2 separate regions of the Homo sapiens genome follow, and region 1 is linked to region 2. Evidence: read pairs that join two places in POLR2A ChIA-PET (ENCODE). Cell type or tissue: IMR-90. All regions are shown on one strand. Links, peaks and the distances in the headings refer to the core of each region. The heading gives the core; the rest is flanking DNA.

Evidence for each region. ChIA-PET counts read pairs that join two places held together with the same protein. Peaks named below come from ENCODE experiments on the same cell type or tissue, not always from the same donor. Only the 100,000 strongest peaks of a DNase experiment are listed, where the experiment ranks them.
Region 1: POLR2A ChIA-PET joins it to region 2 with 19 read pairs; 4 of 35 experiments call an interaction of 5 or more read pairs at or near these places.

Annotation. Positions count from the first base shown.
Region 1 is chr1:25,235,684-25,239,979 of GRCh38, reverse strand. All of the region lies in intron 1 of LOC124903881 (a long non-coding RNA gene), which reads right to left. Among named protein-coding and RNA genes, the nearest start is that of SYF2, 5.3 kb to the right of the region's middle. RefSeq lists enhancers at 1-73, 1-400, 401-1,187 and a silencer at 294-343. In IMR-90, for the core only: no CTCF peak of the experiment used is centred there; a DNase peak (open chromatin) is centred at 2,519; H3K4me3 peaks cover 194 bases; H3K27ac peaks cover 130 bases.
Region 2 is chr1:25,579,124-25,583,604 of GRCh38, reverse strand. It overlaps a transcript of LDLRAP1 not described here. Among named protein-coding and RNA genes, the nearest start is that of MAN1C1, 35 kb to the left of the region's middle. RefSeq lists an enhancer at 1,207-2,055. In IMR-90, for the core only: no CTCF peak of the experiment used is centred there; no DNase peak of the experiment used is centred there.

The sequences.
Region 1 (4,296 bases), core at 261-4,260, 340 kb after region 2:
TCCCTACCTCGATACCCCCAGGGAAGGGCCTGCCACCCATCTTGTCAGCCACAGTCTCCGCCCTCCCCTGGCAACGCTTCCCTCCACTTCCGGTAACAATTAACTGGAACCCCGGGCCTCACTTTTCCGGACGTAACCCGGCCCTTCCTGGGGGACCCAGGCAATCCCCACCCCTGGCAGTCCTGGGCTGCGTCCGACTGGGCTAGGCCTGTGCGCAGGCGCATTGGGTGGAGAAACCCGGACCTGTGCTGGAGACGCGAGGACGAAGTGAGCTATGATCTCAGCCTCTCAGCCTGGGTGACAGTGAGACCTATCTCAAAAACAAAACTCTGAAGGCAGACTATCCCTCTCCTTCCTCAGATTTCCTTAAATGCCTTTCTTTAGGGAAGCCAGCTCACCACTTTAAAAGTCAGTTTCCTCTGTTACAGCTCTTCATACATTTTTACATTTTCTTCTTTGCAGCACTTACATACATGTAATTACATAAGTGTGGAGTTGCTTGTTTAATGTAGTTAATTTGGGGTTTTTTTGAACCCCAAATTTTGAACGGATCTCGCTCTATCGCCCAGGTTGGAGTGCAGTGGCGCGATCTCAGCTCACGGCAACCTCTGCCGCTTGGGTTCAAGTGATTCTCCTGTCTCAGCCTCCCGAGCAGCTAGAATTACAGGCGCCCGCCACCACGCCCGGCTAAATTTTGTATTTTTAGTAGAGACGGGGTTTCACCATGTTGGTCAGGCTGGCCTGGAATTCCTGACCTCAAGTGATCCGCCCACCTAGGCCTTACAAAGTGCTGGGATTACAGGCATAAGCCACTGAGCCCGGCCTAATGTAGTTAATTTAAATGAGACATTTCTTAACCTCTATTAAAATAGCAAATATTTGGCCAGGCACTGTGGCTTACTCCTGTAATCCCAGCACTTTGGGAGGCTGAGGTGGGAGGATTACCTGAGCCCAGGAGTTCAAGACCAGCCTGGGCAACAGAGCAAGACCCCGTCCCCTACCTCTGACCCTGCCAGCCCCTCAAAATTGAAGTATTAGCCGGACATAGTTGCAGGTGCCTGTAGTCGCAGCTACTCGGGAGGCTGAGATGGGAGTATCCTCTAGGAGGCAGAGGTTGCAGTGAGCCAAGATTGTGCCACTGCCCTCCAGCCTAGCCAACAGAGCAAGACCTTGTCTCAAAAAAAAAAAAAAAAAAAAAAAAAAAAGCAAATATAGCAGAGTAACAGGAATTTTCTCTATGTTATAGATGATTTGATAGAGCAATATTACAGGTATTTACATTCTTTAAGAATACAAAAATGTCAATTATAAACCAGGCATGGTGGCTCATGCCTGTAATCCCAACTACTCAGAGGAAGAGTCTGAGGATGGAGGATCACTTGAGGCTGGGATTTCAAAACCAGCCTAAATAACATAATGAGACCCTGTCTTTTAAAAATAAAGTCAATTATAAAATTATTTTCAGTAAGATCACTTATCAGAATTACAGGTTTTGAAAGTTATGTTACTAGGCTTACATATGCTAAGTAATTAAGGAGAGCTTAATAAAGGGACTGTTTACAAAGTTGTAGACTGGGTAAGAAAAACCAACCAGAGTGAAGCATACCAGCGCTATCAACAGGGGGATCCCTCACTACTACTACCCCAAAAGAGGCAAAAGAAGGGAGCAGCAATGGGAATCCAGAAAGTATAGGGTTAGGCCGGGCGCGGTGGCTCACGCCTGTAATCTCAACACTTTAGGAGACCGAGGCGGGTGGATCACCTGAGGTCAGGTGTTTGAGACCAGCCTGATCAACAAGGTGAAACTGTCTCTACTAAAAATACAAAAATGAGCCGGGCATGTTGGCAGGTGCCTGTAGTCCCAGCTACTCGGGAGGCTGAGACAGGAGGGATAGAAGATAGTCTTCAGACATAAGCGGTGACTACGGAAATATACCAAATCCGTAATCCAGCCAGGGAATAAATACCTTGACCTCATTTCTTCCAAACCTCTGATCTTATGTAGGTACTGTGCATTGGCAGGACCCAAGAAGGTAGAGGGCAAGAGAGTTTACTGATGCAGTTCATTCAGGCTAGCACTCAGGGACACAGAACATGGAGACCAATGGAGAGTAGTTCTAACAGGGCAGACAGAAAATATGTAGCACAAATTCTTTTTCAACAGGACATGGCAACAATTTAAAAAATTGGAGTCTTATAAGAAGTCTGTTCAAATTATATTTATACATATTTATTAACAAAGAACAGAACAAGTGATGTGTCTAATTGAATTTTTCTAGATGCTGGAAGATCTTCCATTCTATGTGCTAGTCTTACAATGTAACATTGGCACTCCTTCTATCTAGAAGTAGAGTCTGTATCCCTAATCCTTGAATCTGTGACTATGGAGGGAGTGACACTGTGAATTCTGAGACTAAGTCATAAAAAGTGAAACAGATTCCACCTAGTTCTCTTGGGATACTTGTTCTTAAAACCCAGCCCCCATGCTTTGAGGAAGTCCAGGCCAATGGAGAGGCCAGGTGTGGGCGTTCAGGCCTACAGCCAACATCAACCACAAGACTTCTGAGTGAGGAAACCTTTACAATGATTCCAGCCCCAGCCCCTAATCTGACTGCAACTGCATGAGAGACCCTGTGTGAGAACCACACCAATTCTCAGACCTATGAGAGATAATAATAAAATAATATTTGTGCTAAGGTACCAAGTTTTGGGATGATTTGTTATGCCACAATAGAGAAATGATACAGTTCATAACAGTTTTTTTTTTGTTTGTTTGTTTTATTTTGAGCCGGACTCTTGCTGTGTCGCCCAGGCTGGAGTGCAGTGGCGCCATCTGAGCTCACTGCAACCTCCGCCTTCTGGATTCAAGTGATTCTCCTGCCTCACCCTCCCGAGTAGCTGGGACTACAGGCGCACGCAGTCACGCCTGGCTAATTTTTTGTATTTTTAGTAGAGACGGGGTTTCACTGTGTTGACCAGGCTGGTGTGAAACTCCTGAGCTCAGGCAAATCACCCACCTCGGCCTCCCAAAGTGCTGGGATTACAGGCGTGAGCCACTGTAGCCAGCCCAGTTTTTAAAAATCACACAAATTATCATATTGCACAGAAAAGCAATGTTGAAAATCCTGTGAATACTCTTAATAAATCCTTACAAAATCAGTTGAGCAATTTTTACCACACATCTTTCCTTTCTATACTGCTTATCACTTCCAGAAACTTTAGTTAATTACAAACATTTCCATTTTTTTAAGTCCAGACTTGCAGATTTTAATTTGCAATATAAACAAATTGGTAATATAGAGCCCAATTTTACTGGCAGGAATAGGATTTTTTTTTTTTTTTTTCAAGACAGGGTCTCGCTCTGTCACCCAGGCTGAAGTGCAGTGGTGTGATCAGGGCTCACTGCAGCCTTGACCTCCCAGGCTCAAGCAATCCTCTCACCTCAGCCTCTCGAGTAGCTGGGACTACGGGGGCAGGCTACCATGCGTAGAGATGAGGTCTCGCTATGTTGCCAGGGCTGGTCTTGGACTCCTGCGCTCAAAGGATTCTCCTGCCTTGGCCTCCCAAAGTGCTGGGATTACAGGCTTGAGCCACCGTGCCAGCCAGGATTCTTAATAACAGTAAAATAAGAAGGATGTAAGCACTACTCTTCCCCAATAACTGAAATCCAAGAGGCACAAAACCACATGTAATTGTGTGGTTTTTTTTTTTTTTTTTTTGAGACGGAATCTGTGTCTCCCAGGAGTGCAGTGGCACAATCTGGGCTCACTGCAAGCTCCGCCTCCCGGGTTCACGCCATTCTCCTGCCTCAGCCTCCTGAGTAGCTGGGACTACAGGCGCCCGCCACCATGCCCAGCTAATTTTTTAGTAGAGACGAGGTTTCACCATGTTAGCCAGGATAGTCTTGATCTCCTGACCTCGTGATCCACCCGCCTTGGCCTCCCAAAGTGCTGGGATTACAGGTGTGAACCACCGCGCCCAGCCGCGATTCTATTTTTTATTCAGAAATACTGTTGACTATTCTTAGTTTTTCCATGCAAACTTTTAAATTTTTTTTAATTTTAGAATTGACACACTTATTTTTTATTTATTTTTTGAGACGGAGTTTCACTCTTGTTGCCCAGGCTGGAGTGCAATGGCGTGATCTCGGCTTACTGCAACCTCCACCTCCCCGGTTCAAGCAATTCTCCTGCCTCAGCCTCCAGAGTAGCTGGAATTACAGGTGCCCGCCACCACGCCAGGCTAAATTTTTTTATTTTTTTATTTTTTGTAGAGACGGGGTTTTGCCATGTTGAC
Region 2 (4,481 bases), core at 243-4,242:
GGGAAGCTCAGAGAATACCAAGCAGGATAAATACAACAACAATAACAAATCTACACCTAGCATATTATTTGCAAACAACAGAATACCAAAGATTTTTTTTAATCCCAAAAAAACCTGGGCTCAGTGGCTCACGACTATAATCCCAGCACTTTGGGAGGCTGAAGTGGGCAGATCACTTGAGGTCAGAAGTTCGAGACCAGCCTGGCCAACATGGCGAAACCCCATCTCTACTAAAAAAGTATAAAAAATTAGCCAGGCATGGTGGCAGGCTCCTGTAATCCCAGCTATTCGGGAGGCTGAGGCACGAGAATCACTTGAACCTGGGAGATGGAGGTTACAGTGAGCTGAGATGGCTCCACTGCACTCCAGCCTGGGCAACAGAGTGAGACTCCACCAAAAAAAAAAAAAAAAATCCCCAAAAAAGCCAAAGGAAAAAAAACACCTCACCTACAGAGGAGCAAAGATAATTATATCCAACTTCTCAGAAACCATGCAAACAAAAAGAGAGTGGAATGGAATTTTTGTTTTTTTTTTTGAGATAGTCTCACTCTGTCCCCCAAGCTGGAGTGCAGTGGCACGATCTCGGCTCACTGTAAGCTCTGCCTCCCGGGTTCAAGTGATTCTCCTGCCTCAGCATCCCAAGTAGCTGGGACTACAGGCCTGCGTCACCACGCCTAGCTAATTTTAGTATTTTTAGTAGAGACGGGGTTTCACCATGTTGCCCAGGCTGGTCTCGAACTTCTAACCTCAGGTAATCCGCCCACCTCGGCCTCCCAAAGTGCTGGGATTACAGATGTGAGCCACCGTACCCGGCTCATTGTATACTTTAAATGAGTTGTATGATATGTGAATTATATCACAATAAAGCTGTTATTTTTAAAAGGATGGGGATTCAAGTCTAAGGTGATGAAAAAGTTCTGGAGATAGACAGTGGGGAAGGCTGTACAACAATGTCAGTGTATGTAATGCCATTGAACTGTATACTTTAAAAAGTCAAAATGGTAATTTTTTTTTTTTTTTTGAGATGGGGTCTCGCTCTGTCGCCAGGCTGGAGTGCAGTGGCACGATCTCGGATCACTGCAACCTCCACCTCCCAGGTTCAAGCGATTCTCCTGCCTCAGCCTCCTGAGTAGCTGGGACTACAGGTGCATGCCACCATGCCCAGCTAAGTTTTGTATTTTTAGTAGAGACGGGGTTTCACCGTGTTCGCCAGGATGGTCTCGATCTCCATATCTAGTGATCTGCCCGCCTTGGCCTCCCAAAGTGCTGGGATTACAGGCGTGAGCCACCACGCCCAGACCATTCTACCATAATTTTTTGAAATAAATTTTAAAATAGAGCGGGGGAAGTATCTTAGAACCAGATAATGCATCCCCAAATATTGGAGTCAGTGGGCCAAGGACGTACCAACTCAGTCAATGTCTGATGAAAGAATGAAGAGCTTCCCTTATTTGAGAGACAAGAAAACTGAGGCCCAAGGGGAAGCCATGGCACTGCCCAGGGCTGCACAACAGGGCCAAGGCAGAGATCAGGACCAGAACCCAGATAAGTTCCACCCCTGGGAAGCCCAGGCCTGCGCTGGGTGGGGCTGGATTTCACCAAGCCCCTCCCCCAGCTGTGCACATCTGTCCATCTCAGCGGGATGAGGCCGTTGCCCAGGAAGCTGGCCAAGGACTCAAACATCCAGGACAGAACAACAGAGGCGCTTCCAAGGGGCAGTATTGGCAGCCTCATGCTTGAACCTGAGCCCTACGGGGCTGCCCCCTCCTGCCTGGCTCTGGGGGCTGTATTCCTAAGGCCACACTTTGTCTCTTTACCCCAAATCCTCCTACCTCAGCAGGAGTACCGGGATGCGGTCCAGGTCAGCTACTGCCTGGGGGAGGCACTCAGCAGGTCCCTGCCCCTCCCGGGGTCTCCATTTCCCCTTCAGCATAGTCAGGTTTCATCCAGCTCTGCCGGTCCCACTCCTCAAATCTGCGCAGCCTTTGCTGACACTGCTGTCTTGGAACACTTAGCCCTTCAGGTGCCCTAGTTGGAGGGAAGAGACGCCCTGCCGTTAGAAGCCTCAGCCCAAGGTGGGAGACAGGGCCCTGCACACAGGAGCTCCCGATGTGTCAGAGGAGCGAGAGTTCTGCCCTTCAGAGCTTCCAGCCTGAAGAGGGAAACAGACCACCCCGGATTCAGCAACTCCTGGTCTGATGGGGGAGACCTGAACCATCACAGGAGTCTCCTGTGTCAGTGCTTGGGCCCTGTTTGGTATCTCTCTTTTTCAGAAACCCTCTCCTCTCCCTGGCTCAAGAGGCCAGGGGCCCATACCTACCTCTCTGCTTCTCAGAATTCAGCTGCCCTCCTAGTTTACTCAGCAGTGCCCCCGCCCCAGGCTGCTGGCTACAGCAAGCATCACGACAGAATGCCCATGTGCTGAGGCCCGGCAGAGAACACATGTTCCTCACACCCCATTTGCTTTTGGTGAGAAGCTCTCCAGCCCAGCACGGCACCCTCTTGGTCCAGGACCGGCCCCCAAGCAGGCCAATGGCAGTAACATCTAGAATTAGGAAGTACTCAGTCTAGACAGGCCCTTCCTGCTTTTGCTAAGGCCAACAGACTAAGGCTGGCCTCAATTTAGGGAAACTCCTCCAGAGCCTGGTTCTGAGCCTTCCGGGATTCATGGTGTCCTGCCGGGTTCTCACAGTACCCCAAAGCCTGGGGTTACTACTGATGAAGAAACTCAGAGCCTGGTCCCCATCTATAAAATGGGGTTGATAAAAGCAACACCTCTTGAAAGATAATTGTGGGCCAGGTGCAGTGGCTCACACCTGTAATCCAGCACTTTGGAAGGCCAAGGCAGGAGGACTGCTTGAGACCAAGAGTTCGAGACCAGCCCGGGCAATGTAGTGAGGCTCCATCTCTACAAAAAAAAATTAAAAAGTTAGCCAGGTATGGTGGCTCACACTTGTGGTCCCAGCTACTTGGGGGGCTGAGGAGGGAGGATCACCTGATCCCAGAAACGTCAAGGCTGCAATGAGCTGTGATTGTGCCACCGCACTTCAGCCTGGGCAATGTGAGACCCTGTCTCAAAAATAATAATAATTGTGAAGATTAAATTGAGATAATGAAGCCAAAATGTTAGCACAGTGTCTAGCCAAGGTGAATAATTTCTAGCTTTTGGTTTTGTTTTGTTTTTTTCTCACTCAGCATTCAAACCCCCTTTTTAATTTAATTTTTTTGTTTTAGAGACATTCTGTTACCCAGGCTGGAGTGCAGTGGTGCTCCTTAGCCTCCCAGAGTGCTGGGATTACAGGCAGGAGCCACTGTGCCCGGCCTCGAGCCTAGTGAACCTTACAGGAGACAGCTCTGTCTTCCCATGCAGAAGCTGATGTTCACCCTAGTCAGCTAGGAGCAGGCATGACACCGACTCCATCCACCAGGAGCCTACCCTGAATCTGCGGAGAACAGACAGAACAGACAGAAGCAGACATCTTCTGTAGGGACACCCTGCCTGTGTCCTGACTGCCAGCCTCCCTCGACAGCTGTTCTCTCTCTGAGCCCACTTCTCCAGCCGATTGCCTGAGCTCCTTGGTGTCTTTCCAATAAGTTCCTTTCTGCTTAAATTAGCGAGGGTCAGTTTCCATTGTTTTCAACTCAGAAACCTGGCGGGTTTGGAAATTGGTTGGAGGGGGTGGGTTTCGAGCTCCATACCCTTGGGGAAATGATGATCTGGTCTAGTCAGAGCTGAAGGAAGGGAAAATCCAGTTAGCGTTCAGGGATGAGAATCTAGCAGCTGTGGTAATGTAGTGGTGAAACAGCTAATTAAGTTATATTAATTAATTAAATTATGGCCTGTGGCCATCTGGGAAAAAAGTGCCATTGAAGGCAGAGCTTCGAGGGTCTGAGTCGACACTGCTATTGAACACATGAATGGCACGAAGATTTCAGAGATGGGGTAGCTGCTTCTGTGGCACTGGGCGATTCAAGGAAAAAAGAATAACAAGCTTAAATCCCTACATTCTTGGCTCAAGGCATGGACTGGAGCCTAGGAACTTTCTATAACTGTGCTGAAAACAATTCTCTTATCTTTGATGGCAGCAGGATTAAGTCTGTGAAAAACCAAATGTAAAATCTGACCCTTAGCATCACCACGTGACAGCGGCAGCTGAGCTCGCCGCCTCCTCTTCCTCTGCCTGCTGCCTAAATCCTATCAGTTCCTCTGGGTTGCTCCTGGGTTTTCTTCTCTTCTTGCCCTGCAGCCCTGCAGGGTGTGGGACGCATTTGGCCTCAAGTAACAGAAAGCTGCGCACGTGGAGGTGGATCCTGGTGCAGATCTGTGTGCAGGTGCTTTTCACTCCCAGCTCTGCTGTTCTCAGGGCTGGCCTCATCGAGTGGGGTGCTGGAGCTGGGTCTTTCTGCCTTGCAAGAACAGACTGTGTGCATCTTAACTCCAGGTTAAGTGATGTCATGTTGGTAGCCTGACATTGGCCATG